Linked DNA regions of Homo sapiens: region 2 is linked to region 1. A link is a loop called in an ENCODE intact Hi-C map of the cell type or tissue named here. Cell type or tissue: GM12878. All regions are shown on one strand. Links, peaks and the distances in the headings refer to the core of each region. The heading gives the core; the rest is flanking DNA.

The links. A loop is a pair of places that touch in the nucleus more often than their neighbours do. Peaks named below come from ENCODE experiments on the same cell type or tissue, not always from the same donor. Only the 100,000 strongest peaks of a DNase experiment are listed, where the experiment ranks them.
Region 2: a loop joins it to region 1, with 21 times the contacts of the local background. A loop is called at or near these places in 13 of 110 quality-filtered maps.

What each region holds. Positions count from the first base shown.
Region 1 is chr7:85,029,793-85,032,726 of GRCh38, forward strand. The region is part of intron 12 of SEMA3D (semaphorin 3D); the gene reads right to left. It also overlaps the pseudogene HSPA8P16. Among named protein-coding and RNA genes, the nearest start is that of SEMA3D, 160 kb to the right of the region's middle. In GM12878, for the core only: a CTCF peak has its summit at 1,211 (motif pointing right); no DNase peak of the experiment used is centred there.
Region 2 is chr7:86,468,790-86,471,723 of GRCh38, forward strand. No RefSeq gene overlaps it. Among named protein-coding and RNA genes, the nearest start is that of GRM3, 170 kb to the right of the region's middle. In GM12878, for the core only: a CTCF peak has its summit at 1,088 (motif pointing left); a DNase peak (open chromatin) is centred at 1,062.

The sequences.
Region 1 (2,934 bases), core at 241-2,740:
CTATACTAAATTACTGGGCATTCTCAATACTTGAATATGGAACATGAGCACAAGGAAAGGAAATAACATTGCACTTTATAAACATTGTATTGTAAGTGGAAAATGCAATGTCTTAAATAAAACTGTATTTAAAGTTGGTATCAAAAAAAGATTAAACAAAAGAAAACTAACCACAACCTCCACCCCTGAATAAAAAAAAAGATTTTGAGCTGAAAATGAGCATTTATTTAATGTCTCTAGTGTTGGACAGTGGAAGAGGCAATGCTGGCGTGAGAAGTCCAGTCTCTAGGTACTCTACCCAGGATGCTTCTTACCATGTTATGATGTTCCTTAAATATGGCTTTGTTTCAAATTTTTGAACCAAAAAATTTTCAGGAATCCTTAGAATCACCATTTTTCACCACCTATTTTTTTTTTTTGAAACTACCTAGATAAAAAAAAGTAAAAAGAACAGGCTTTTCTGGTGTTTGAGCTATTAATAAAAATTATCATGCATTTATGTTCATCAGTGTCCACATAGTAAAATGAATTTATGAAATATTTAAAAAGTACCTATAACTACCTCCTTTTATTTCCCACCAAAAAATGGAGACTTAGTTGGGAAATCCACGTGTAAGCTTTCATCTGTAAAAGTAAAACTAAAACAACTAACATTTAACGCGGTAACAATTTGGGAGCAAATGGAATTTAAAAAGGAATCATTATTTTTACAAAATCAGACATTTAGTAGTTATTTAAAAATGGTGGCAAAATGATTCAAGCAAAGTAAAACATGCATTTTATATTTGAACTTCAAAAACAAGTATTTTCTCCTCACCTTTTTGATAAGGGAATGGTTTAAAACTGAAACTCACTTTTGAGGAAATATTTACTAATACTTTACACTTATGCATAAATCTTAAAAATCCCTTGGCTACACAGAATAAAACTGCAGAGTACATCAGTTATAAAAAACCAACTATCAAGTTGGAAATTTTCTGCCTTTACAAATCTTTCTTAGATTCTGGGTTTTCTAGCAGTCTGTTATTTTGGGCTGGATTCAATTTGGTTTCTATATCTGACCTGTATGATTGATTCACTGTATTATGGACTTTTTAATATTTTATTTCACTTGGAACTTCTTATTACCAAAACCTGGCAGGGCAATAATGATTGAAAAAATCCACCTGAACAAAATATGGCTTGTTCAAATATTCTATTTGGACACCAGAGGGCAGAAGAATCATTTGAAGTGAAGGAATTCTATAATATATCCTTTTGCATTCTTGCTTTTCTAGGCTTATTAACATTGCAGAGCAGTGATGTCATGGTTAAGCTAGGAGTTTAGGTTTGACTTTTTGTCAAAGAAGTACAGCATTCTGTCAAAACCAAAAACTTAAAGTAAGCTTGACACACTGAAAGTTGTAGTGTTTATTTAACTGAGTGATAATGTCAACAGAAGTCTCACCACTGGGAGAACAACTTAGAATTCAATCTTAATAGCAATACAGATGCAGAAAATGTAAAAACAATTTTTTAAAAAATAACCTACGTTAAAGCTTTAACTTAAGTGTAATATGGCTTTTAGTAAAGGTTCTAACAATTTCATAGAAAGCAAAGTATTCAGCAATACTTTTATTAAAGTAAGATGTGTTCCTCTGAATTGCAGTAAGAGAAATGGTAAGTGTAGTAAAGTTTCAAAATTCATTATTACTTGTGCAGAGAATAGACAAATCTCTGGAAAAATAGCATAAAGTTCTGTTTGGTTGCTCATTTGTTATCCCTTTGAAGGTAGAACAAAAGGTAGGTTAATGGCTTTTGATTTGGAGTTAAGTAGAGTAAGTTTCATTCCAGTCATAACAATTCATAAACTGTGAGAGCATGAACATATGTTTACCTTCGCTGGGCTTGTTTCTTATCTATAAAATTGGGATAATAATACCTACTCTGTGTGTTTATTTTAAGAATGTAGTGAGATAACGTATACGGGCTTATCAGAGTGTCTGGATCATAAGAAGTGTTCAGTAATGAGTTTGATCAAAATATTCTGGATATTTAGAGAGATAGAATCATAACTTTATATAAACAAAAATTACTGAAATTGGGCTGCTTTTAGAAAACAAATAAGAAAGAATGCCAGGAAATAATGTAAAATTCAATGCAGCTAATTTTAGGTGGGACATTCGGCAGTATATCAATCAGATAAATATTAGGAAATAAGTGCATATTACAGAATATTAACGAATAGAGAGAGAAGACTGATCAGAAAATTCAACATCCCTCTTCATTCCACTGTTTTTGGCAATATGATATTGGGAAAGTTATTTAATTATTCTGGGTATTCATTCCCTTCCCTGTAAAATGAGGGTGAATTACGTGGTCTTTATCATTCACTCCAGTTCTTACATTCTCAAATTTTACAGGCATAGTTTATCTGATACGCTGTGAAATATAATTTCAATGATTTAATGTGTAGTGTTATTAATGGTAAAGTGTATTTGTATAACAGATTTTCACATCACATATATGATGCTCCTAAATTCAACATCAGTATTCTAAATATAAAACATAATGTAGAAAAGCACACTAATAGCATTGAGTGCTAATAAGAAACAAGATGTTGTAAAAATGACTGAAGAAGCAATGAAGTAAAAGGCTACCTATCTATGCATGATTTCAGACATTTTCAAATTTGGTCACAGTGATTTCAAAGAGAATACATAAGTAGCTAGTTATTTGGAAATAGCTGATGTCCTTAGCTACCACGGATTTCTAGATAAAGCCTGCAAACATGTTAGTAGAAATGATTGTCACTATACTAACACAAAATCAATTGGATAGGGTTGATCAATAAAAATATTTAAAAATACCTCAACATTATTAGTCTCATACTAATAAATTTATATTATGTGGTTTCTGCTTATCTAAAGAGAGCATAGATATAACAGTTTAACT
Region 2 (2,934 bases), core at 124-2,623, 1.4 Mb after region 1:
ATACAGACATACAAAATAAAATGTCATTCCCTTAATCCTCTTCCTATGCTGGAAATGCCTGTAAAAGAGTCCTACATTTTCTATATTTTAGATCTAAAACAATTTTGAATATTACCTAGGGCAAGAGGATATTATCTCTTCAGGGTATTAATTACTTCACATTGAGAAGTTAATATAAAACCAGGCTAAGATAATGATTATATCACCAAGGGAACATGCTTAGACCCAATTAATCAAATTAATAATTTGATTAACAGATATAATGAATTAATTTAATCAATGTACTATTATCTAAAAGAGTATCAAAATATGCAGATCTTTTGTGACTAAACATAGAGGCTGCATAAATTTAAACATACATTTACATTATATTGAAGAGAAACTTTGATGTATTTAGTGTTATCAACCTGTTCACAACACTTTTCCATTCTAAATTGCAGATCTGGAAATACTGTAGAATTCTGGAACTTTGATTGCAGGCTTTTAAAAATAGAAACAACAACAAAAAGCAGTCAAATGTGTCTACTGAGAGTATAACTAAAACACACACAGTAACAAGCCAGTTGGTAGCTTAGAAAAATAAATCAATTACAAGAGTTTGCCAACAGAACACCATTAGACCCCATGTTTTCTGCTGCATTGGTGGGCCATATGGTAATGGATTTATTCTACGTTGACAGGAGGACAATTTTCCAAAAAAAAAAAAAAAAAAAAAAGATTGACATTTTGGTTTTTTTTGCACTGCGCTTAGTTATGAGGTAATTATATTGAAATATGGTGCATGTTTGTTCATATATGAGCCTTGATTACGTTTTCAATCAAAGAAATAATTTAAGATATATCTCCATGCTGCATTCATCCAATAACAAAAGTCCATGGGATGAGTGAAACACTGCAGAGCTGGAGTTCAGGTGGTCTGCAGTCATAAGACCTCCCTTTAATTTGCTGGTTATTCTTCAACAAAGCTTCGGAACAATCCTAGATTTCTACCACCATTCTGAAGCCAACCTGCTCTGAGTAAGAGGATGATGGTATCAAGAGATCAGCTTTTTGGTCCCGACCACAGAATATGGTACAGTTCTGCCACCTAGTGGTTGCCTTCTCACACGTGACTTGGCAGCATTTACACTTGGTAGACTCTGCATCTACAAAGAAAATGGTGAAGTTGGGAACAGCCAGCAAAAGCTTGGCAAGTCGCTTTCCACCATGTAAATAGAGAAATAATCCAGGTTTTAACTGAAATAAATATAAACGCTCTTATTTTAACATACGAAACAGGTGAGGCCTTCACATTCTGGTCTCTGTCCACCGTCCAACTTGCGGTTATTCAAATGCACCGTATTCTCTTATGGTCTCTTCTCTGGGTGCATAATTCTCTTATTTATCTTGGCTAGACTGAAGATTCTTATATCCTTTAATTTGGGAATTGTGTCCCCATGAAGCCTGCACTGAATCCTGGTCTATTTGCCCCATGGTATTTCTCCCAGCTGATTGTCCTTGTGAATCCCTGCTTACCTTGTAGAAGAAAAATTCCTGGGCAAGAGTTTTGCCTTTACATCTTTGGATAGCCCCAGCACTTAACACTGTGTCTTTGGCCCATAAATATGTGATGTATGATATGTATGATATAAATATGTGATGTATGTGATCCTTTGGAAGAGGAGTTTAATTCTGAATTTAGCACAATTATTCTTATAGAAAAATGAAGCAAACACTTATTTAAAAACATACTATTTGCCAGATGTGGCCTTCTTAGGCTTTCTAAACCAGAGTTCCCAATGTTTTCATATGATTTACATGCATTCATGTTAAATATATGGGAAATTTAGATCCTTGGTAGTACAAGGAGTAGAATCTTGAGGAGTGCTGTAAAAAAATCTTTAAGGTTGATTGTAAAAGAAAATCTAAACAAATTATAAACAATATTTCAAGATTCATCCTGCCAGAGTGGTGAAATAAAGAACAAAACTAAAAAATGTGTACACTTTACTTAGAAAATAAGATTCTAAATCTTCACTTTGTGCAAGACCTTTAATCTCATAATATGCAATATAAATTTTCATGGTGGTCAGAAAAGCAATTATGTAAAAATTCCACTTTGACTTAATTTAGCTCATCCTGGCCTATCTTCAAGCCACACCTGCTTACTGTATTGACCAAAATAAACATTCACCCATTTCTGTATTACATAACTAAAAGAATTACGTAAAAGCCAGCTTAGATTCTTTTTTCAATATTTGCTGAGCTTACAACACAATCCTGGTTTAGAATTTTATTGTCCATAGATAAACTATAGAAGATAAAATTTGATGCTAGAGGTTGCCATGTGGAGTTTGCAAAACTACTGGTTATGAAATAATATCATCTTTGCATGCAGATGGAACATTTGATATGGAGAAATAAACAGCAAACGTTTAGAAGGCCAAGATACATGATTAAGTATGGTACTCTTTAGCGAGTGGCTCAATACAATCTGTCATCAAAATGTTCTTATGTGAGAGTTCACCTGCCTCATTTCTCATGCCTTAGATGACTATTTTTCAGATAACTGTGATAAATTTAGAATGAACCAAATACTTTCTGTGATGCTTTTGCTTAATAAGTTTAAAAAGAGATAAATAACAGAATCACATTTATAAGGTATCATGTATATTATAATATATATGTGAAATCTTAGCGTATCAGCTTCCACTTGCTTTTAAGGACGTATAAAACTCAAAACAATGTTATCATTCTTTGGAAGGGAATATACATTAAATAAAAATGTCAAGTTGTCTTAAATTTAATGGAAATTTAATGGAAATCAAGTAAGCCAATATTTTCCTAGATAAGAAGTAGCTTTATTTGTTGCTTTCTTTCATTACATCAGGGAGCTGTTTTATCATGTTTTATTGTTAACTTTATTCTGAATTTCAATCCTAGGAAAAGCCTATG